3 separate regions of the Homo sapiens genome follow, and all the other regions are linked to region 1. Evidence: read pairs that join two places in POLR2A ChIA-PET (ENCODE). Cell type or tissue: PC-9. All regions are shown on one strand. Region 1 overlaps USP48 (ubiquitin specific peptidase 48). Region 2 overlaps RAP1GAP (RAP1 GTPase activating protein). Region 3 overlaps HSPG2 (heparan sulfate proteoglycan 2).

Evidence for each region. Peaks named below come from ENCODE experiments on the same cell type or tissue, not always from the same donor. Only the 100,000 strongest peaks of a DNase experiment are listed, where the experiment ranks them.
Region 2: POLR2A ChIA-PET joins it to region 1 with 19 read pairs; 4 of 35 experiments call an interaction of 5 or more read pairs at or near these places.
Region 3: POLR2A ChIA-PET joins it to region 1 with 25 read pairs; 2 of 35 experiments call an interaction of 5 or more read pairs at or near these places.

Annotation. Positions count from the first base shown.
Region 1 is chr1:21,760,968-21,768,967 of GRCh38, forward strand. All of the region lies in intron 1 of USP48 (ubiquitin specific peptidase 48), which reads right to left. Among named protein-coding and RNA genes, the nearest start is that of USP48, 18 kb to the right of the region's middle. RefSeq lists an enhancer at 935-1,014. In PC-9, no CTCF peak of the experiment used is centred here; a DNase peak (open chromatin) is centred at 3,994; H3K27ac peaks cover 1,770 bases.
Region 2 is chr1:21,622,723-21,630,722 of GRCh38, forward strand. It overlaps RAP1GAP (RAP1 GTPase activating protein), which reads right to left. Exons shown (of 25, transcript NM_002885.4): 3 at 3,582-3,675. Among named protein-coding and RNA genes, the nearest start is that of LINC02596, 40 kb to the left of the region's middle. In PC-9, no CTCF peak of the experiment used is centred here; DNase peaks (open chromatin) are centred at 4,379 and 6,459; H3K4me3 peaks cover 686 bases; H3K27ac peaks cover 4,639 bases.
Region 3 is chr1:21,873,329-21,881,328 of GRCh38, forward strand. It overlaps HSPG2 (heparan sulfate proteoglycan 2), which reads right to left. Exons shown (of 97, transcript NM_005529.7): 15 at 7,328-7,507; 16 at 7,035-7,231; 17 at 6,779-6,926; 18 at 5,666-5,793; 19 at 5,249-5,335; 20 at 5,105-5,163; 21 at 4,858-4,925; 22 at 3,184-3,324; 23 at 2,901-3,077; 24 at 2,535-2,714; 25 at 2,301-2,419; 26 at 1,563-1,674; 27 at 1,288-1,401; 28 at 1,078-1,205; 2 more. Among named protein-coding and RNA genes, the nearest start is that of HSPG2, 60 kb to the right of the region's middle. In PC-9, no CTCF peak of the experiment used is centred here; no DNase peak of the experiment used is centred here.

The sequences.
Region 1 (8,000 bases):
CTGTTAATCCCAGCTAGTTGGGAGGCTGAGGCAGGAGAACTGCTTGAGCCCAGCAGGGTGAAGGTTGTGGTGAGCCAAGATCACGCCATCGCACTCCAGCCTGGACAACAAGTGGAAACTTTGTCTCAAAAGAAAAAAAAGAAAAAAAAAAAGGAAGGTACAAAACACTGCATATCATGTTGCCATGTTTTTTATTTACAAATGGGGTAAACACACCCGTTTGTTTAGATAGAAGAGTACATTATAAACTGGAAACAACCTTATCGGCAAAGATTATCTCTGTACTTGCCAGCTATAAGTCAGAAGTAAATAACACTCTGAACTTCCTTTTTTTTTTTTTTGAGACTCCCATACTGAAGTGGCATGTTCATGGCTCACTGCAGCCTCTACATCCTGGACTCAAGTAATCCTCCAGCCTCAGCCTCTGGAGTAGCTGGGAGGTGCATGCCACCATACTTGGATAATTTTTTATTTTATTTTTTGTAAAAACAGGGTCTTGCCATGTTGCCCCAGGCTGACCCCATCACTTTTTATACCTTTCAGACTTTGAACAATAAAATGTGTTACATATTCCAAAAATAAGTAAATAATTGTTTTAATGTTCAGTTTAAACATACTGTCTTCTAAAATATAAAAATGAAGCTGGGTGTGGTGGCACATGCTTATAGTGCCAGCTATTCAGAAGGCTCAGGCAGAAGATGGCCTAAGCCTAGGAGTTGGAGGCTGCAATGAACTATGATTGCACCTGTGAACAGCCACTGCACTACAGCCTGGCCAACAAAGTGAGACCCTGTCTCTATTTTAAAACTTTTGAAAAAATAAAAATGAAAACAAGTTCGACCAATTTAAGAACAGTTTTGTCAGCTTATATCAAAGCTAGGAGGGAAAAAAGCTTATTAATGAAATAAAGTAGAACCCATCCACTGTGGGGAGAAGAAGCTAGGGTTTTGTTTTAGTGCTTATAACTCATCTCTAATGGGAAAGGTCTACTATAAGAGAGTTAAAGAAACAAAACTGGCCGGGTGCAGTGGCTCCTGCCTGTAATCCCCAGCACTTTGGGAGACTGAGGTGGGCAGATCACTTGAGGCCAGAAGTTCAAGACCAGCCTGGCCAACATGGCAAAACCCCGTCTCTACTAAAAATACAAAAATGTGCCAAGCGTGGTGGCGTGTGCCTATAATCCCAGCTACTTGGGAGGCTGAAGTGAGAGAACCGCTTGAACCAGGAAGGCAGGGTTTGCAGTGAGCTGTGATCGCACCAGTGCATTCCAGCCAGGCTGGGCAACAGAGCGAGACTCGTCTCAAAAAAAAAAAGAAGAAACAAAACTGATTCTGAGACTGAGAAAAGTAACAGAAAATCTCTCCTGGGAACAGTGACAAGGATATACTAGGAAGGTTCTTTCGAAAGAAAATTACAGCTAGTGGCAATGGACTCTCCCAAAGGTCTTTGGCAGATAGGAAAAAATAGTGTCAGTAACCATGGTGAAAATATACCTCTAAAACAAAGTAGGCACTTATTTTGTCAATCCTTTCAACTCTGCTTTTCAAAGGTGTAATATCAAGTCTTGTTTGTTCACTCCCTCCTCTTGGACAAGTGGGTGGTAAAAATTTTTCACACGGGCCGGGCGCGGTGGCTCACGCCTGTAATCCCAGCACTTTGGGAGGCGGAGGCGGGTGGATCACGAGGTCAGGGGTTTGAGACCAGCCTGACCAACATGGTGAAACCCCATCTCTACTAAAAATACAAAAATTAGCTGGACGTGGTGGCAGGCGCCTGTAATCCTGGCTACTCAGGAGGCTGAGGCAGGAGAATTGCTTGAACCTGGGAGGCGGAGGTTGCAGTGAGCCGAGATCACGCCACTGCACTCCAGCCTGGGCGACAGAGCGAGACTTCATCTCAAAAAAAAAAAAAAAAAAAAAAATTCACACGACCTGGCTGGGGAAACAGATACTCCCATGTGTCAAACACAGACATCATTCTCAGAAAATAGTTCCACTGGATCTGTTTAGATTTTAGTCTCCAGTTCCTGATAGCAAAATAATTCAGACAATGAAGAAAAGGTAGGCTCTCCCTGTCCCCACCCAAAAATCATGCATACTCAACTGGTTCTAAAGCTGGCATCAAAAGGCAAACACAACCTATGGCCTAAATATTACCACAATAAGACTTTCAAAAGCTACTATGAGAAGCTGGGAGCAATCTGTATTATTAGGCCCCACAACACTGGCATTGTTCTTTTTAAATTTTCTTAAATTAATTGCTTGCTAGGTATCACTGAATACGTCTTCAGTCGGCTAGAACACCACCACAGCAGAATGCCAAGTGCAGGTGACCTGTGATAGACTACCACCCCAGGCCAAACCTATGGCTCCCGAGCCTCTATGGCCACACTTCAGGTGGGAACCAAAAAGCCAATGGCGGTGCTTTGCATTAAAAGGGCTTGGGCTTTCTAAACTTCTAAATTGTTGCTAAGCCTTTCATACATAGCCCAATATGGGGGGGCGGGGTTGTGTTTGTTCTCTTACTTGGAGAGGTAAAGAATCTACTTAACAAACACAAATAACAGCTGGGCGCAGTGGCTCACGCCTATAATCCCAACACTTTGAGAGGCCAAGGCGGGCAGATCACCTGAGGTCGGGAGTTCGAGACCAGCCTGGCTGACATAGAGAAACCTCGTCTCTACTAAAAATACAAAAAATTAGCCAGGCGTGGTGGCACATGCCTGTAATTCCAGCTACTCAGGAGGCTGAGGCAGGAGAATCACTTGAACCCAGGAGGCAGAGGGTGCGGTGAGCCGAGATCATGCCATTGCACTCCAACCCTGGTAACTAGAGAGAAACTCTGTTTCAAGAAAAGGAAGGGAGGAAGGAAGGGAGGGAGGGAGGGAGGACGGATGGACAGGCAGACACAAATCACAGTTCTAATTATAAGCTGTTACTTCTAAAGCCAGCCTTAGCAGCACAGCAGAATGCCAACCACAGAGGGCTGTAGCCTCTCCCATTCGTCATTCTCCAATGCCCCTAACTCCATTTTATCCCTCCTTAGGAGTAGGCCCCAGGTATCAAGGATCATTTATCATCATGTGTGTGCCAATTTCCTTACAGTAGAAAAACAGTTATGTGTACCTGTGTCTATCAACTATCAAAACAGATCAAGGAGGTTGAGTGTTTCACAAAATATGAGACAGTGTCTGGGAGCAGTGGTTCACACCTGTAGTCCCAGCAATTTGCAAGGCTGAGGCAGGCAGATCACTTGAGGCCAGGAATTTGACACCAGCCAGGCCAATATGGCGAAAACCCATCTTTACTAAAAATACAAAAAATTAGCCAGGTGTGGTGGCATATGCCTATAGTCCCAGCTGCTCAGGAAGCTGAGACAAGAGAATTGCTTGAACCCGGGAGGCAGAGGCTGCAGTGAGCTGAGATCACGCCACTGCACTCCAGCCTGGGCATCAGAGAGAGACCCTGTCTCCAAAAAAAAAAAAAAGCCTGGGCGCAGTGGGAGGCCGAGGCTGGTGGATTATGAGGTCAGGAGTTCAAGACCAACCTGGCCAAGATGGTGAAACCCTGACTCTACTAAAAATACAAAACTTAGCCAGGTATGGTGGCAGGTGCTTGTAATCCCAGCTACTCTGGAGGCTGAGGCAGAGAACTGCTTGAACCCGGGAGGCGGAGGTTGCAGTGAGCCGAGATCGTGATTGTGCCACCCCACACCAGCCTGGGTGACAGAGTGGCACTCCGTCTCAAAAAAAAAAAAAAAAAAAGACTTGATTACATAGGCATGACTGATTGAATCACTGGCCACTGGAGATTAGCAACCTTTAGTCCTCTCCCCTCCCAGAGGTCAGACTAAAAAGTTCTAAACCTCTCATCGTGGTTGGTTCTCCTGGCAACCAGCCCATGTGGAGGCTACCAAGAGCTCCCAGCCATCAGTCATTTCATTAGCATACAAAAAGACACTTAGTCACTTCAGAGATCCCAAAGGTTTTAGGAGCTGTGCCAGAAGTAGTACAAAGACTAAGCATATATTTCTTATAAATCAAAATATCATATAACCCTGCAGGAAAAATAACTAAAGAAAACATCTCAAAAATGTTAAATGACAACAATGTTTTTGTTTCAATAATTCTACTTCTGGGCACAGGTCCACCAAACTTGAGTAATAACAGCACAATGGCAATGCCATAGTACGATAAGGAATTCAGATAATTTAATGGGTACTTTGTTCCAAGACTGCACTGTATGAGAACACCAACGTGTTAGGCAGAGGATAGGTTCCAAAAGGTTTGGTTATGACGTACTAAGCAGACATCTGCTGTGATTTTAGGCCAGGGACACACTTTGGCAGCAGTAAACAGGACAGACCGGGCGGGGTGTGGTAGCTCATGCCTGTAATCCCAGCATTTTGGGAGGTCGAGGCAGGCGGATCACTTGAGGTCAGGAGTTTGAGACCAGCCTGGCTAATATGGTGAAACCCCGTTCTCTACTAAAAATTCAAAAATGTGCCAGGCATGGTGGCACGCGCCTGTAGTCCCACCTACTCCAGAGACTGAGGCAGAAGGCTCGCTTGAACCCGGGAGGCGGAGGTTGCAGTGAGCCGAGATCACGCCACTGCACTCAAGTCTGGGTGACAGAGCGAGACTCTGTCAAAAAAAAAAAGGGGGGGACAGCCCGAAGCTGAACAAGGCATGAGACGTTCCGAAGCTAAACAAGGTGTGAGACATAACTAACAATTTTTCTAGTGGAAGATGAGGTCTTAAAAAGCCAATTTAGGCCGGGTGTGGTGGCTCACACCCGTAATCCTAGCCCTTTGGAAGGCTGAGGTGAGTGGATCACCTGAGACAGGAGAATAGTTTGAAACTACGAAGCCGAGGTTGCAGTTAGCCGAGATCCCATGGTGCTCCGGCCTGGGCAACAAAGTGAGACTCCATCTCCAAAAAAAAAAAAAAAAAAAAAAAAAAAAAAAAAAAAGGCAATTCAGTGGGAATAGGAATGGAGGAAGTTCAAGCATATTGATGGGAAGAAATCAATAGAACTGGGGACTAATAAGATGCAACAGGCAAGAAAGGAAAGGAGAAATCTGGAATGATGCCCAAAATTGTAACAAAAAGATTTTCCAGGCTGGATGTGGTGGCTCACACCCGTAGTCCCAGCACTCTGAAAGGCCGAGGCGGGAGGATCACTTGAGGCTAGGAGTTCAAGACCAGCCTGGCCAACGTGGCAAAACCCTACTAAACTTCTACTAAGAATATAAAAATTAGCTGGGTTTGGTGGCGAATGCTTGTAATCCCAGCTACTCCAGAGGCTGTCATGAGAATCACTTGAACCCGGGAGGCGGAGGTTGCAGTGAGCTGAGATCATGGCACTGCACCCTAGCCTAGGTGACACAGCACAAAAAAAAACAATGTTCCACAAGTCAAAAATTGTGTTCAGGGAGTAGAAAAGTAGTAGGCTAGGTATCAAAGGGTATGAATGACTAAGTTCCTTCTATAATATATTGACTATAGGTAGGAGATACACTTTCAGTTCTGTTTTGGTAGATCTCCAATGATCTGTCATTTAAGAGTACACACGATGAGTGGAAAATTTATAATCAAAGATTTCACAGTTGCTATGCAGTTCAAAGATTCATCCTTTGAATGGGAAAGGGGGTAGGGATTTCACTCCAAATGGTCATTTACAGAGGTTCTGCTTCTTCCTCATCACCTCTTAGTTTCTTAGTTTTTATTTATTTATTTATGAGATGGAGTGTCGTTCTGTTGCCCAGGCTGGAGTGCACTGCAACCTCTACCTAACGGGCTCAAGACATTCTCCTGCCCGAGCCTCCTGAGACTCATGCCTGTAACCCAGCACTTTGGGAAGCTGAGTCGAGTGGATAACTTGAGGTCAGGAGTTCCAGATCAGCCTGGCCAACATGGCAAAACCCCGTCTCTACTACAAATACAAAAATTAGCCGGCGTGGTGGCGGGCATCTATAAACCCAGCTACTTGGGAGGCTGAGGCAGGAGAATCGCCTGCACCCAGGAGGCGGAGGTTGCAGTGAGCCAAGATCATGCCATTGTACTCCAGCCTGGGTGACAGAGCAAGACTCTGCCTCAAAAAAACAAAAAACAAGAACAACAACAAACAAAATCCATGGCCTCCTGGGCACTCAGGGTGTATAATACTCTACTCCCAGGCTCAGGTGATCTTCCCACCTCAGCCTTCCAAATAGCTGGGACCACAGGCATACGCCACCACACCCGGCTTTTTTGTATCATTTGTAGAGATGGGGTTTAGCCTCATTGCGCAAGCTGGGCTAGAATTCCTTGACTCAGGATTATAGGCATGAGCCACTGTGCCTGGGACCTTTTTTATTTTTATTTTTTGAGACGGTGTCTCGCTCTGTTGCCCAGGCTAGAGTGCAGTGGTGCAGTGGCTCAATCTCAGCTCACTGCAACCTCCACCTCCTGGTTTCAAGTGATTCTCCTGCCTCAGCCTCCCGAGTAGCTGGGACTCCAGGTGTGCGTCACCATGCCCGGCTAATTTTTGTATTTTTAGTAGAGATGGAGTTTCACTATGTTGGCCAGGCTGGTCTCGATCTCCTAACCTCGTGACCTGCCCACCTCGGCCTCCCAAAGTGCTGGGATTACAGGCATGAGCCACCGCGACCCGGCCAGGACTTTTTAGAGAGCTTTTTTTTTTTTTCTAGAGACAGGGTCTCACTACGTTGCCTGCTTACAAATAAATTGTTTTTAAAGAAAAATTTTTTGAAAAATCATTGAAGAAGGAAACTAGTTTACTTAAAACACTAAAGTACAGATTTTCCTGAAAGTGAAAATAAAGGAGAACCATGATAATATAAATTCTAGGTTCTAGTTACTAAAAACTTTACAGTGATTTTCATGTAATGCCTCATGGCATTACTGTATCAAGGTCTCATAAATTAGACATGCAAGAAATAAGCAAATCTAAAAACAGGTCAGGCATGGTGGCTCACGCCTGCAATCCCAGCACTCTGGGAGGCCGAGGCGGGTGGATCACAAGGTCAGGAGATCGAGACCATCCTGGCTAACATGGTGAAACCCCGTCTCTACTAAAAATATAAAAAAGTAGCCGGGCATGGTGGCGGGTACCTGTAGTCCCAGCTACTCAGGAGGCTGAGGCAGGAGAAAGGCGTGAAGCTGGGAGGCAGAGGTTGCAGTGAGCTGAGATTGCACCACTGCACTCTAGCCTGGGCAACAGAACAAGACTCCGTCTCAAAAAAAAAAAAAGAGTTTGCAAAATAGAAAAGTCTCAGCAGGTACCTCACTCAACTCCAATATGGAAAAATTCTCCAGCCCTACAGAGACTGAGCAGTGCATCAAGTCCCTGATTGCTATTTTCCAGGAGGATGCTGGAAAGGATGTCACAACCGCAAACTCTCCAAGAGGGGAGCCCCTCAGTTTCATGAATACAGAACTGGCTGCCCTCACACAGAACCACAAGGACGCTGGTGTCCTTGACCACATGATGAAGAAACTAGACCTCAACTGTGACAGGCAGTTAGATTTCCAAGAATTGCTTAATCTTTTTTGTTTCCCTCATCTCAGACTGAAAAATTTCTTAATCTTATTGGCAGCATGGCCCTAGTTCATCATAAGCCATGACTGTTTTATCATGGCTACCTATTCCCAGAAGCAAATCTAAGGAGGGTCTTGCCTTCAAGCCCCACCCCTTTCAAGCCCCACCCCCCCTTTCCTTCTAGGATCTCAGTCACCATCTTCTCCTCATGGCTCCCATACACCCTAAGCCCAGCATACCCACCACCCGTGTAGGCCACTCCTGCTAGTAGTAATAAAACAGTATCGTTTTGGTTTTGGTTTGTGTTTTGAGGCAGGGTCTTGTTCTGTTGCCCAGGCTGTGGTGCAGCAGTAAAATCATAGCTCACTGCAGCCTGGTCTTCCTGGCCTCAAGTGATCCTCCCGTCTTTGCCTCCCAAACTGCTGGGGTTACTAGCTTAAGCCACTGCACTTGGCCCAA
Region 2 (8,000 bases), 140 kb before region 1:
TGCGTCGGGCTCCCCGAGGGGGCCCCCCACTCGGTTCTCCCCAGCGCGCCCCCACCTCACTTTCTCCATCTTCCCAGGCTCTGGGTACCCCGCCTCGGCATCAAGGACAGGGTTGGGTTACCTTGCAGACAGAGGGCTTTTCTTGAGCACCTACTTAATGCTGGGCCCTTCGCATGTGTCGTAATCTCGTCACAGCCCAGGAGGTACAAATGTCATCTCCATTATACAGATGAGAAGCCGGTTCCAAGAGGTGAAATAGCTTGCCCGAGACCACACAGTCAGGAAGAAGTCAAAGTGGAATCCAGAGAAAGGCCTGGTGCTACTCTTTGGGGTCTGTCCCTTTTCCTCCTCCTCTCCTCCATCCTGCTTCCCATGCCTCACAGTGGCTGGCCTGCTCCGTCCCTTCCCCCGCCCTAGCTGCCCCAGATCCTGGGGGAGATGGCCACAGCACCTAGGGAGGGGCTGCCAGGCCCGTGGTATGGAGGAAAGGACCCAAGTAGATTTTGGGACATGTGGATTCTAGCTACAACTTGCTGAGTGGCCTTGAGTGAGTCCCTGCCTCCTCTCTGGACCTCAGTTTCCCCATCTTTAAAATATAAGGACTCTGTAGGCCCTTCCAGCTGGCTCTGCAGTGTGTCCCTGGCCTGGTATAGCCACTGTACAGCAGGGACAGGGACAGGGCCTTGCTACCACTTCCTCCAGACAGATGTTGGGAACACAGCAAATGCTTCCTGAACTGTGGCCAAGCAGACACAGCTGCTTTGGATGTTGCGGGGGCAGGGCTGCCCACCAGCTCAGAGCCATACCTCTGTTCAGCTTCCTGAAAGAGCTGCCAGTGGCTGCCCACCACCCTCCAGCCCCAGAACTAAGGGCTCCTGGAAGGAAAGCACTGTGCCCTCCCTTTCCCCCTAGACCTGGCCTTGAATCAGGTTTGGGCCTGGAGAGCCAGCAGGAACTCTGGAGATGGGTGTTCCAGACACGGTGTAGCTTTGGTTTTAATAATTAACAACAGCAAATATTGATTTATGCAGCCACTTCCAGGCCTGAATGCTTCCGGGCACCCATCGAAATCCAGCCAGAGAAACATCCATTCCCACACTGCCCCCGGGGGAGGCGAGACCTGCTCACAGCACTGGAGATGGCTGTGTGCCAGGTGGCATGGAAGGTGTGTGCACATATGCGTGCAGCCATGTGTGCGTGTGTGTGAGACTCCACGACCGGATGTGGCTGTATGTATGTGGGCATACTGTCTTTCTGTGTGTATGGGAATGCCTTGGTATGGGAATTTGTGTTTGTACATGTGTATCTCATGCATGTGCAAGTCTCTGAATATATTTACAGACCAGTGGCTGTGGCTGTGTGTTTTGTGTCTGTGACTCTGTCCCCATATGTAGGTGTGGGTAGGCTGTGTATGTACGTGTGTGCAGGTTTCTGAATCCCCGAGTGGAGAAACCCCTGTAGGGAGGAGGGAAGGAGGGTCCTGGGTAGCTCGATGCCTGTACAAATGTGGGGCCTGAAGGGAGGAGAATGTCCCTTCTGGGTGCCCTGTCCAGCCCTGGGAATGTAATGACGCTGATAAGAGCTCAGCTTCCTAATTTCTACTTTCCAAAGTACTTTCACCCAATTGCAAGCTGGCAAGGCAGGTAGAGAAGAAACTGTCACCTCTGTTTTACAGATGAGGAACCTGAGGCCCAGAGACGGGCAGGGATTTGCCCACTGGCAGAGGAAGGTCACCTGCCCTTCAGATGGATGCCATCCATGTTATAAATGTGCACAGAGCTAGGGGCACCAGGGGAGGGGAATGGAGAATATGTCACAGGCCTGTGTTCCCTCAGCCCAGCACTGGCTTGCTGGAGACCCCAGATGAATCATTCAGTCTCTCTAGCCCCTGGTTTCCTCTCCTGTCAAAGGAGGATGGTCCACAGACTCTTGATTCTGAGGTGGGGGTGGGCTGTCGGGAAGGGAAGGTTCAGAGCCCGCTGTCTGAGCTGTGTTGGCACAAACGGAGGCTTCTAGCCAGACTGGGTGGAAGCCAGGAAGCCCGAGGGGAGGCAGCTTTTCAATAATCCGAGAAGGCCAACCCCAGGCTGTCTAGCACGCAGGGCCCAGGGCTATGGGCTGCTCTCTCTCTCTCTCGTCTCCTGATGGGAAGACTGAGGCCCAGGGAGGGGAAGCTGTGGTCCGAGGGCATACAGCCCTTGGTGAGAACCCAGGGCTCCTCCTGAGATGCTCAGGGGAAGAGGGACTGGGAGCTTCATTCATGAACCCAGCTGTCAAGTGAGGGCTGCCATTGAGTCTCTCCCTTCCTGCCAAGCCCCGGATCCACATGCCCCAGTCTTGGGCTGTTGCCCAGACAGAGAAAACAGGAGTCAGTCTCAGGAATCTCCTGCTGCTGCTCCCAGCAGCCCCACGTGGCACCCCCATGAAGGTGGTGGCCCCACATATGGACACCATTCCTTGGCCATCTGCCCTCCCAGCCTAGGCAAGGTACGTGGCCTTTATTCCAGGCCAGAGCTCTCAGGGAGGAGCCTGGTGGATTTTGCCTCTGCTATTTTCTGGCTGTGTGACCTTGGGAAGACCACTTTACTTCTCTGATCTCCTGCATCCTCAACTAGATAATGCCTACTACCCAAGGTTTACTAAAAGGACCAGGTGGCATGATGTCTGTGGGTGTGCTTTAGAAACTGCAAAAAGTACTGCAAAAGTGAGAGCTTGTCACCCCTGCATCAGAGAGGCCCTAACACCAGGCCCTCTGGTCAGACAGCTTGCATCCGGTCGTGGCCCCACCACATCCAACCTGAGTGACTTCGGGCAAGTGACTGAACCTCTCTGAGCCTCAATTTTCTCATCTGCAAAATGGGACTGATTATAGTAGCTATCACATAGTCCAAGGATGAGATGAAATACTGCAAATAAAGCATTAAGTACTCTCTTAGTACACAGTAAGTCTCAATAAATATTAGAGGTTATTTCTGCTATTTGATGTCCTGCATACATTGTTCAGTTATCTATTGCTTTACTGGACTGTGGCTCCTTGAGAGCAGGATCTGTATCAGATTGGTTTCTGGTCGCTTGGCACCCAGCACAAGGCTTGGCATGAAGCAGGTACTGGGCAAACGTTTGATTTTAACGATAATGATAGAGGCTCGTTGACAGGGCTCTTGCTCTGTGCCGGATGCTGTGCCTGGGCCGCCCTGTCTGTACTTTGCAGCAATCTTCACAATGACCCTGTGAAGTGGGTCCTCTCATTGCACCTGGTTTACAGATAAGGAGACTGATGGTGACGTTGATTGTGGAGATGATGAAGATAGCTGGGGGGCTGGTTTATTCCCAGCTGTTTTGCTTAGATTCGCCCTAAGCCCCTCCCTGCCACAGTCTACAGACCTAGGTTCAACGTTTGTGACTGCACCAGCCTCACCCCGGGCTCAGGAGTGGCAACCCCTTAGGAGCTAAACCCCATCAGCATCTGCCTGAACATTTTACCTTTGCCCAAAAGTCATTCTTGGGCCTTTCCCAGCCCTGGGCATGTGTCGGAGGTAGGGGGCAGACCAGGGGCCGTAGGTATGGAGGGGGACACTTACCTTAGGGTAGAGTGAAGGAGTATAGGAGGGAACTAAGTTCACTCGTGACAGGTCTAGTGCCTGAGGGAAGTGCTGGTTCTGCCCATCGCTCCTCCTGGAAGAGAAAGAGTCTGAGGTCAGGGAGAGCCCCAAGCCAGGAAATTTGGGAACTCTGGGAGAGTCACTCTCAGAGCTGGGGGATGTGAGGGAGGATAGACTTCACGGAGGAGAGGGTCATGGGTTCCCCAAGAGGAGGGAGAGGAGGGGCTTCATTAGCAGGGCTACCACACAGGCTTCTCCTTCCCCGGAGATCAGAGACGTGGACAGGGTCTCTCCCCAAGCTCTCCATTAGGCCTCCAGCCAAGCAGTGACCTACTCTGAAGATGAGTAGACTGAGGCAGGGGCACTGAGGGTTGCTGTGGAGGGTGAGCTTTCTGGACTAAGCAGGGTGCCCCCGCCTCTACAATGGACCCCTCCCTGAGCCTCTGGGAGTAGCCGCCTTGGCATTGAGGGGCTACCAGGGCTACCGCTATTACGAATGACAGTGACCGTGACCATAACTGACGCTCATTGGGCCTACCACATGCCAGGCCCTGTGCTGAGCCCTCGTTCTAGGCCCGAGGGCATGGCCTCCTCACCACACTGGTATTCCCACTTTACAGACAGGACCCAGCTGTGCACAGAGGTCACACGGCTGGCCGGCAGCAAAGCTAGCATCTGCATGAGACCTGCCTGAGTCTAAGCCCGGACTCTCTGCCCACACCACACCCTTCCCTGAGGAAAGAAAGCAGGTCTGGCGAGGGTGAAGTCAGCTCCTATCACCCTAAAAAGCCTGCCGAGGCCACCTCTGGGGCAGGGAGAGGAAATGCCCAGTGGTTCCCGGGATCCTGGGGCTGGGCAAGCAGGCCTGGCTTCCGCTGCTGCCTAGGGCCACCCTGACGTGGCTGCACCTCTGCTCAGGTCCCATCAAGAGAGGCTGGTCCCTCGAGGGTGACTCAGATGATCGCTGGTGGCCTACAGCAGGCTTGAGTCAGGCAGAGCCGGGGCTGCCACACCCCAAGAGGGGAAGGACCCGAAAAAGTCTGGCCCAGGAAGAAGACTGAGAAAGCTGTGAGCCTCCCTTCTTCTTTTTTTTTTTTTTTTTTTTTTATGACAGAGTTTCGCTCTTATTCCCCAGGCTGGCGTGCAAATGGCTTGATCTCGGCTCACTGCAACCTCTGTCTCCCGAGTTCGAGCGATTCTCCTGCCTCAGCCTCCTGAATAGCTAGGATTGCAGGCATGCGCCACCATGCCTGGCTAATTTTGTATTTTTAGTAGAGACGGGGTTTCTCCATGTTGGTCAGGCTGGTCTCGAACTCCCGACCTCAGGTGATCTGCCCGCCTCAGCCTCCCAAAGTGCTGAGATTATAGGTGTGAGCCACTGCGCCCAGTCTGAGCCTCCCTTCTAATTCCACTCAGCCCAGCTACTCCAGCAGGAGAAATGGCCCGGAGGAACCATCCACAGCCCCACTTATGCACTGGAGGCCTCTCCACCTCCCAGGAGTGATGGCATCTTACAAGAGGGGTCTGCGCTGGGCAATGCTTGACCCAAAAGGACAGATATGGTGGCAGTGGCATTTCAAGCCTGTGGCATCAGTGTGGGGGAGATAGTCTCAGACACTGACTGGCTAGGTGAGCTTGGGTTAGTGACACAGCCTCTCTCAGCCTCAGTTTCCAAAAACATTCATCGCAGAGCCTGGGCAGCTCATGGGAATTCACTCAATGAAAACTTTCACATCATTTGTTCATGGTAAACTCTGGCTCCCCAAGTTTCACTATTTGTTGAATGACTGAATGAATGAATGAAGGTTGGGAGTCACTGAAGGGTTGTGAGCAAAGGAACATCCCTACGCACAGGTTCCTGCATATTGCAGGGTACACTGACATGGGGAGAGTCTGGAGTGGGAGGGTGGGGACTAAAGAGAGGTCCATAGAAATAGTTACCGGCAGGCTGGGCGTGATGGCTCACACCTGTAATCCCAGCACTTTGGGAGGCCAAGGCGGGCAGATCACCTGAGGTCAGCAGTTCAAGACCAGCCTGGCCAACCATGGCCAATATGGTGAAACCCCATCTCTACTAAAAAAAAAAAAAAAAAAAAAAAAAAAAAAAAATACAGGCTGGGCGTGGTGGCTCACACCTGTAATCCCAGCACTTTGGGAGGCCGAGGTGGGCAGATCATGAGGTCAAGAGATCCCGAGAACATCCTGGCCAACATGGTGAAACCCCGTCTCTACTAAAAATGCAAAAATTAACTGGGCATGGTGGTGCACGCCTATAGTCCCAGCTACTTGGGAGGCTGAGGCAGGAGAATCGCTTGAACCCGGGAGGCGGAGGTTGCAGTGAGCTGAAATTGCGCCACTGCACTCCAGCCTGGCGACAGAGTGAGACTCCATCTCAAATAAAAAAAATACAAAAATTAGCTGGGCACAGTGGTGGGCACCTATAACCCCAGCTACTTGGGAGGCTGAGGCAGGAGAATTGCTTGAACCTGGGAGGCAGAGTTTGCAGTGAGCTGAGATCACACCACTGCACTCCAGCCTGGGCTCCAGAGGGAGACTCCACCTCAGAAAAAAAAAAAGGAGGGGGGAAGGGAGGAAGGGAGGGAGGGTGGCTTCCAGGCAATTCCACTGAGGCTCCCATGGGGACTCTTTAGTGAGACCTACTATGTGACTGGGACTGCGTCAAGCATATACTCTCCCCCAACTACTGTGCAGGAAGGTTGGTGTTATTTCTCTCCATTTTCACAGATGGAGAAGCTGAAGCTCAGAGAGGTGAAGCCACTTCCCCTAGCGAATGGGGGATGGAGCTGGAATTTAAAGTACATGCCCTAGAGGAAGTAGGGATCCTGCAGTGGGGTGGAGGGCAGAGGCTGCCTGGGGGTCAGGAAGTCCTGGGGTAGAAGCCCGGTAAAGCTGGAGTGCTGGGTGCGGCCGTGGCTGCCCAGTGGCGGCTGTTGCTTGTGATCAGGCTAGTCCAGCGGTGCCCTTCTGTCTTCCCCTAGGCTCATATGATAGCCATGCAGCAGTCCCTGACAAACCCCCTTCCAGAACCCTCTCTGCCTCAGTCTCCCCATGTGTAGGTGTCCATTTCACTCAGGATTGCTCATGTGGGTGCAGAACCAGAGCGGCCTCTGAAGGCCAGGGTGCTCTGGCTTGCACCTGGGACCCCATCCCAGGGCCCTTGGCTCTCCAGTTCCTGGCTGGCCACAGTCCTGTCCCCCGAAGGCAACTCCACCTAAAAAGCCACTGCTGAGGCCGTAAGGGGCAGGGGAAGGGAGGGGCTCCAGGATGGGGACAGAGAAGGAAACTGGAGGCTCTGGGCACTGCCTGTCCATCCATCCCCAGACCTGAAGGGGTAGAAGAGGGACAGGAATGACAAAGCCACGTCCTGCCGGGCGTCTTGCATAATCTAATTTAATCCTCACAGTTCCCCAAAGAGGCAGATGTTCAGAAACCTCCTGCTTTCCACACGAAGCTCAGAAAGGTGCGTTAACTTGCCCAAGCTCACACAGGCAATGAGGCAGGCCAGGCATTTGGACACAGGTTTGTTGACTTCAGAGCCCAAGATCTGAACTTTATAACATGTACGTCCAATCCTGTGGACCTCCCCACAGAGCCTTACGACTTCCAGCTCAGGAACACGATCCAGCACCTCAAGTCAAGTCGGAAAGGTAATAGTAACAACAGCAACGGCCGACACAGCTGATACAGAGCTTACTATGTGCAGGCTCTGCTCTACTTTATTGTATTAACTCATTTAATTTGCATTTTTCAAAGGAGGGAACTAAGACACAGAGAGGTTAAGTAACTTGTCCAAGGTCACACACAGTAAATGAAAGTCTGAAGATTTGACCTCCCCCAACATCTGGTTGCAGTGCCCTTAACACTATACCACTGACACTTAGTAAATAGTAGTTGCTCAATAAATACTTTTTTCTTTTTCCCTTTTTTTTTTTTGTTTTTTGAGACAGGATCTTGCTCTTGCTGCCCAGGCTGGTGTGCAGTGGCGTGATCAAAGCTCACTGCAGCCTTAAACTCCTAGGCTCAAGCCATCCTCCCTCCTCAGCCTCCCAAGTTGCTGGGACTACAGGCACCACCATGCCCAGCTAATTTTAGTAGAGATGAGGTCTCCCTATGTTACCCAGGCTGGTCTGGAACTTCCGGGCTCAAGAGATCCTCCCACCTCAGCCTCCCAAAGTGCTGCGATCACAGGAATGAACCACTGCCCCTGACCTTTTGTTGTTGTTAAGAAATGGGGTCTTGCTCTGTCACCCAAGCTGGAGTGCAGTGGCATGATCATGGCTCACTGCAGCCTTGAACTGCTGGGCTCAAGTGATCCTTCCCCCTCGGCCTCCTAGTAGCTGGGACTACAGGTGTGTGCTCGGCTAATTAAAAATAAAT
Region 3 (8,000 bases), 110 kb after region 1:
GGACTCTGGGTAACCCGACCCCAATGACCTCCCCAATCCTACTCACTCTGGCATGGCTGGCCCTGGCTGGGGTTGCCATAGTAGCCAGGGGCGCACCTGCAGAGAGAAAAAGCCTCTGATGAATTTTGGATGAAGGGAAGCAGAACCCCAGGGCTGGGCTGAGGGCCCCATATTGAATTCAATGGCCTCATGCACTGGAAGAAAAGAAGAGCCTGACTCGCCCATGTTACGGGGAAACTGGGCAGAGAAGAGCAGGGACGTGCCCTGGACCGCACAGCCAGTGAATTGGGGCAGGTAGGAACCCAGGAGTTTCAGAAAGAAGCAGGGGTTTTGTGGGAAGACTCTGGCCTGGCTGGGGCAGGGGGCCAGGGGGCTGAAGGTGAACCGCAGGCTAGGATGTGTGTCTGAGGGTCTTGAATTCTGGGCTAGAGGTTGAGTCTCCCGAGGAGGGGAGCTGACTGTCTTCTGGGGCCTGTGCGAGGTTAAGAGCGAGAGGCATCCCTGATTCCTCTGGGTTGGGAGCGCTGGGCCCTGCCTGAGGATTCCAGGGACACCCCCTGTGCGCATCCCCCCACCCTCTCCACCCCCTGCCTCACCTCTCACAGTGACGCCCACTGTGGCCTGGGGAGCACGCATCACAGGTGGGGTGGCCGTCTGTGTCCAGAAAACAAGTGTGGGCAGCCCTGAGTGTGGGGGCAGATTTCTAGTCAGGAACGCAGTGGCTCCTTCCTCTCCCCCGATCCTCCTTCAGGACCAGGGGAGAGGGGAGGGGAAGAACAGGCATGTGAACTCATGTGTCCTCAGTGCCACTGCATGCCTGGCACTGTGCTAAGAGTTCCACATGCATAGCCTCATTCAACTCTCACACAAGGGGCTGAGGAGGGTGGACTACCCCATTTCACAGATGAGGCAGCTGAGGCCCTGAAAGTGAAGTGTATCTCACACCAAGTGACACTGAGCAGGCAGTAAGGCCAGGATTTAACCACTGCCTCTCAGAAGGGCCCTGGATGAAGCGGGTGTGGGAGCGGGTGGTAGACATTTCAGGGAAGGGCAGGTGCAGGCAGGGACTGGACGCACTGGCCGGCAGCAGGGTCTCCGTAGCAGGGGCACAGCTGGCAGTCCTGTGGTGTCCCCCGCTGGGCGTCCCCGTAGTATCCTGGCTGGCACTGCTCACACCGAGGGCCCTCCGTGTGATGCTGGCAGCCCTGGAGGAGCAGGATGTGAGTTGAGGCTGGGCCTCCAGAGGCCACAGATTGCTGGGGTGGGCGGAAGGAGGGCGGGACTTACCTGGCAGGCACCTGTTTCTGGCTCGCAGGCCTCTGAGTGGCCATGGCAGCTGCAGCGTTCACAGGTACCCAGGTAGAGGCCACTGGGCGTGCGTGTGTAGCCTGTGTCACAGTCCTGGGGGCAGAAAGATGGCAGTGGGAGGGACTTCCGAACACGGCCCATTCAGGTAGGGGCACTGGATGGCCAGGGCTGGGGAGGTGTGGAGGGCTCATGGAGAAGGAGCGGGAAGCACCATGGAGGGGGCTGGCTGGGCTGGCGTGGGGCCCAGGACTCACCTGGCAGGACGGCCCACGGTACCCGGGTGGGCAGGAGCACTGTTCCACTTCCAGCGCGGGGTCCTGGCCGGTTTCCTCGGGCACAGCCACGTCCATGCTGATGCCAGAGACCCTGGGCGTGACAAGACCCAGCGTGAATAGGAGTGCTGGCTCTGTGCCAGGCACGCCTGGAGTCCTCCACTGGCAGGGTCTTATTAGTCCTCCCGACAGCCCTGTCACAGTGCTGCTGGGGCCCTGTCCAGATCTCCAGAGGCTGCGAGGACCGTGGCAAACAGCTGTTACCTGCAACTTACTCCAAACCATCACCCTTCCTCACCTGGAGAGGTTATACCACCTCGTTCCCCTGGGGTCCCCAATGACAGGCTGATACAGGCTACAAGAGCCCACGGGCCTGAAAGAACGATCACTCTCCGGCGAATGACTCTCCAGAGCTCCCTGTGGGCTGAGGCTGGGGCTAGACTTGACCTGAAACCATATCCCTGCATGGCCCCTCCCCCCTCCTGCGTCCCTCTCCTTGTGAATCACATGCACCCCAATCCCCGTCTCAGGCTTCTTTCTAGGGAGCCTGGCCCCAGACCAGCCTGTATGGGAGACATTGTTAAGACTCTCCGTTTTACAGACAGGGAAAGTGAGGCACAAAAGGGTCACACAGTCTGTAAGTGGCTGTGCTGTACTGCACCGCTTAGATGGAGCCCCTCCCCAAGCCCATGCTGGTCCTCCTGCCCCGGCTCCAGACACCTGCTCTCAGCGGGCTGCTGGGCGTAGGATGCTCGGATCAGGAGGGTGTCGATGCCTGCCAGTGCCATCAGCAGGTGCTCCCGTGTGGCTGGCTGCCCATCGGGCCGCTGCCATGCTTGCTGCCAAGGAGAGGACACATGTGCTCAGCCCCTGACGTCCTGGAGTATTGAATGCCGGAGAGGCAGGAGCAAGGGCCTGCCCGCACCCCTACCCCCAGGGGACAGTATTGCTCACCTCCCGGAAAGGCACAATGAAGGTGCTGGGCTGGCCGGGGCTGGGCTCCTGGGCCACATGGTGCTCTAGGATGATGTTGTTACCTTGCAGCACCACCAACGGCTGCCCGTGCAGGGGTGTGGAGCCCGGCTGGGACCTCTGGGTCACTGTGAAGCGCAGCTCTCCTCCATAGGAGGTCACCTGGGACCAGGGTTAGACAGGAGCTTGCGGAGGCCTGAATTCGGGCCCTGTCACTGCTCCAGCCACCTTTTCCATGCAGTGTATCTCACTATTCTCCCAAGGCACCACGACCCTCCCGCCTCCAAGCCTTTGCCTGCGCTGTTCCTGCTGCCTGGAGTTTCCTTTGCCTTTCCACCCACTACCCACCTTGTCCCCCAGGAAGCGTGAAGGGAGGCTCCAGAAGTAGGGTCCAGATAAGAGTCTGTGGAAGGAGGAGAATCCCAGTTCCCCGGGCGTGGGGGAGAAGATGCCCTCGTTGGTGGTGTGGGTGCTTGCGGCGTTGGTCAGGCTGAAGTGACCAGGCTCCTCAGAGGCCCCATGCAACTGGGAGGAGGAGAAAGGGCTGGGATGGGGGCCGTGGCCTGGGACTGGCGCTTGGTCCATCCGGCCCAGGGCTTGGCGGTCCTGCCCGCCCACCTTGCAGAGGTACCTGGGCACGGCTCCATGAAGAGCTGGTGCAGTGGCGACTGACACCCATGCAGAAGCACTTGAGGCAGCCATCGGGGTTTCGGGTACTCAGGTGGAAAGAGCCGTCAGCACATTCATTGCACAAGCGCCCCACCACATTGTTCTGCAGGCACAGAGTTGGAGCTGAAGGACAGCCCATGGGAGAGGCTGCCTGGAGCTCTGGCCGAATCCACCCTCAGTCCAGATAAGAACCCAAGACCCAGGGGAGCCACTGAAAGAGCACATGTGGCTGGGCGCGGTGGCTCACGCCTGTAATCCCAGCACTTTGGGAGGCCAAGGCGGGTGGATCACCTCAGGTCAGGAGTTCAAGACCAGCCTGGCCAACATGGCAAAACCCTGTCTCTATTAAAAATACAAAAATTAGCCTGGCGTGGTGGCACACAGCTGTAATCCCAGCTACTCAGGAGGCTGAGGAAGGAGAATTGTTTGAAACCGGGAGGTGGAGGTTGCAGTGAGCCGAGATCGCGCCACTGCAATCCAGCCTACGCGATGGGAGCGAGACTCCATCTCAAAAAAAAAAAAAAAAAGAAAAGAAAAGAAAAGAAAGAGCACATGTATGAGGCGTCATTGCCATCTGAATAGTAATTCCCACTTAACAAGCACTTAGGCAAGCATTTTTCCCTTTTCTCTTTGGCTGCCAGGGGGTTCACCAATAAATTTAGACTTGAAATACAGCGACTTGATTGAAATAATTGCTGCTTCTATTTATGGAGTGTTTCACGCACTGTTCTGCTTTCCATTCGACATCACCTCATTTAACTCCCCTAAGGACCTTGAGAGGTAGGTGATACCTTCATCCTTCACATGAGGAAACAGAGGCTCAGGGATGTGAAATGACTTGCACAAAGTTACTCAGCTTGCCCATCCACTCTGGGATTTAAGACCAGGAGTGCCTGACTCCAGAATCCATCCATTCTTTTTTACACCGACACTTGATACTCACATTCTTTTTTTTTTTTTTTTTTTGAGACGGAGTTTCAGTCTTGTTGCCTACAATGGAGTACAGTGGTGCGGTCTCAGCTCACTGCAACCCTGCTTCCCAGGTTCAAGTGATTCTCCTGCCTCAGCCTCCTGAGTAGCTGGGATTATAGGCGCCCGCCACCACGCCTGGCTAATTTTTGCATTTTTAGTAGAGATGGGGTTTCACCATGTTGGCCAGGCTGGTCTTGAACTCCTGACCTCAAGTGATCCACCCACCTCAGCCTCCCAAAGTGCTGGGATTACAGGCGTGAGCCACTGCGCCCGGCCGATGCTCCCATTCCTAACGCAAGTGACCTCCCTTCTCTGAGCCTCCATTTCCTCATTCACAAATTGGGGACACTAATATCTATATCATTGTATCAATGTGACAATGGACAAAGTATGGCAAAAGCAAAGGTACAATGCAGATACAAAGGCTGCATAAAGAATGACTGGGACTTGAACTGTGGTCACCTGACTCCCTAACCAGTGCTCCTTCCCAACGCCAGGCCACCTGTCCTGGTACGGAAGGCCGGTGGGCCAGGTCCACCAGCCTCTGACTGGGTTACCACCCACTGGCCAAGGATCTATGGAGAGGACGGAGCTTCCTTCTTCCTCCTCCCAGCTGTGGTGCTGGGCCCAAGGCCCCTGGGTGGGTGGCAGATGGCACGCGTACCTTACAGCGGCAGGCCTCCCCGGAGGTCCCCATGCTGCCACGCTCGTCACAGCGCACAATCTCCTGGTCTGGGACACAAAACGAGTGTTGGCAGGGCAGGTGGGAATGGGATATACGTGGTCCGGGCAGATAGAGGAACAGTGGCTCCCCAAGGTTCATGAGCTGGGGCAGGGAGGGAGGGTGCCTGGTGTGCAGCCCAGGTTGGGTTGGGAGGTGGGTGTCAGGGGATGGTGGCAGCCATACTCACTGACGGGCCTGCACTTCCCGCCGGGCTGGATGGGGTTGCCCTCGTATCCGGGGGCACAGCTAGGGGAGAGAGGGGGCCGCCATCAGCACTTCCATGACCCCACCCAGGAGCCCCCTTCCTGCAGCCCCCAAGGCTCTCCCTCACCTCTCACAGCGGCGGCCAGTGTAGCCTGGGGCACAGGCGTCACATGTGGCTTGGCCATCCGTGTCCAGGAAGCAAGTGTCTGAGAATCTGCAGGTATCAAGTGGACAGGGCATGGGGCAGGGCTGGGGTCAGGCTTTCTCCTCCCACCCTGGGAAATGACTGCTGTCTACACAGACACAGTGTGCCACGAGGCATGACGCCATCTCCCTGCCCGGCAGCCTCACAGCAACTGTAGGAAGTCAGGGGGCCCATTATACAGAAAAGGAAACAGAGGCCTAGAGAGGTCCAGGAGCATGGGATAACTTAGTGATCAGGTAGAGATCTGAATCCAAGTCTCCTGCCTCCCTGCCCAGAATATTCTCTGGCCTGTTGCACTGTCCCCAGCCAAACCCCCCCTGACCCGGAGCTGGGGCTGACCTGCGGGAGGCATCGATGTATGGGCAAGGGCAGGGCCGGCAGGAAGTGGCCGTGGCCTTCATGGCGTCCCCAAAGAAGCCAGCCTTGCACTTGTTGCACTGTGGCCCCTCCGTGTTGTGCTGGCAATTCTAGAAGAAGGAGGAGGGTATGGCTCAACTTCTAGAGCAGAACTGGGCCAGATGCTGCGGGGGACCTTGGAGGCTGTCTAGCTCAGCCTCCCCATCACGCTGGAGGCACAGCTTTGCAGACAGGGGAGCATCAACTGCAACCACTTATAGATGATGGGGAGCTCATCATCTTACACGGCAGCCTGTCCCATAGATGGTTCCAAATGCCTGCTTTTTATTGACCTAAACCTGCCACCCTCTTCCAATCTGCACCCACTGGCCAGTTCTGCTCTCCAGAGTCTGTTTCTTCTACCCGACACCTTTGCAGGGATTTGGAGATGACAATGCTGCCCTGCTTGAGCCTTTTCTTCTGTCAGCTCCACAATCCCAGCTCTCGCCACTATTCCTAAGAAATAAGGTCCCACCCCAAGGGCTCTTCCCCCTAGAGTTGCCCTCTGCAGGCCATGCTTCTTCATTTGGCACTCTCCAGGATTAGTCTGATGAGGGTGGAGAGGAGGGCCAACACCTCCCTTGTCTGGATGCTGTATCTCTGGGTTGTTTTTTTTTTCTGAGACTGAGTCTTGCTCTGTTGCCCAGGCTGGAGTGCAGGGGCACGGTCTTGGCCTACTGTAACCTCCACCTCCCGGGTTCAAGCGATTTTCCTGCCTCAGCCTCCTGAGTAGCTGGGATTACAGGCGTACGCCACCACGCCTGGCTAATTTTTGTATTTTTAGTAGAAATGGGGTTTCACCATGTTGGCCAGGCTGGTCTCAAACTCCTGACCTCAAGTGATCCACCCATCTAGGCTTCCCAAAGTGCTGGGATTACAGGCATGAGCCACTGCGCCTGACCTATATTTCTGTTATTGCATCCAGAGGTCATGATAGTTCATCTGGCAGTCATGACAGTCATTCTGGAGGCTTGTGCTGAGCTCATGAACACAGGGAATCTCACACATTGTCCCTTCTCCTATTTTAGTGTTCAAGTGTCTGCTGGCACTACTCACCAGGCAGTGGCCATACACAGGGTCACAGGAGCTGGCATGGCCATTGCAATTGCAACCAGAGCAGGTGCCCAGGTAGGGCCCACCAGGCACCCGAGTGAAGTGGGCATCACAGCTCTCGCAGGACAAGCCAGAATAGCCAATGGGGCATCTGTGGGGACAGGACCAAAAGAGTCGCTGCAAGGACGGTGAGGCCCTGCCGTTTCTCCTCTATCCTTGCTAGGGTCTCTGTGGTTCCCAGCCCTGCCGGCTCAGGCACCTGCACTCCTCCACACTGTGGGCACGGCCATGGCTGGTGGCATGGGTGACGGTGGTATCCATGGCGATGTCGCTAAGTCCCACGCTGGCCATCTTGGTGTTGTACACGGTCTGGATGAGCACGGCCTCCAGGCTCTGCAGCACCTGCAGCAGCTCCGCGCGCTGCACCGGCCGGCCAGACTCATGGACCCAGTGCTCCTGGGTATGGGTGAAGGTGGCAGGGGTCACACATCAGTGCCTACCCAGCCTAAATCCCCCTTTGCTCCCAGCCCTAAGGGCTCAGGCGCCACCCACCTCAGAGAACTGGACCTGGCGCTGGTTCAGAGCACCAGGTTGGGTGGGTGTGTGGCCTCGGGAGAGGAGGCGGTACCCGGCACCCATGAGGACCACGTCCGGCCGCTGCACTGGCTCCAGCATGCCACGGGCCAACTCGTAGCGCACGTTGTAACGCAGGGAGCCGCCATAGGAGTCCACCTGGCACAACAGGGTGGATCAGCACGGGCAGCTGTGGGCACACTTGACACCTCGTGCCTATGAGGTGCCTATAGTCTTCCAGCTCCTCCCTCACTCTGCCTACCTGAGACTTACTGTGTGCCAGGCACTGAGCTAGGCACAGGGAAACCGAGATGGGCGAGACTCAGGCCCTGACTCTAGGGTGTTTGGTCCATGGCAGGGTGTGGAATCATGCAGTGCACAGGGTACCCAGGGAAGCCAGTGCGGAGGCACAGAACCCAGCCCAGGCATGGGGGAGTGGTCAGGGAGGGCTCCCGGGAGGAGGGGAGGCCAGCTCTTCTTCCCAAGCCAACAGTGCAGGGGAGAGGTCCTGCCCTGAATGGATGAGCCGCTGCCACAGGGGGCTGCATCGGGGCATGGTAACACCTTTCCCTCCAAGTCTGCCTTGTTGTCCACCAACTGCAGAAGGAGCAGAGCCCACAGGAATTCTTTCCCCACCCAGGGTGGCAGCCCA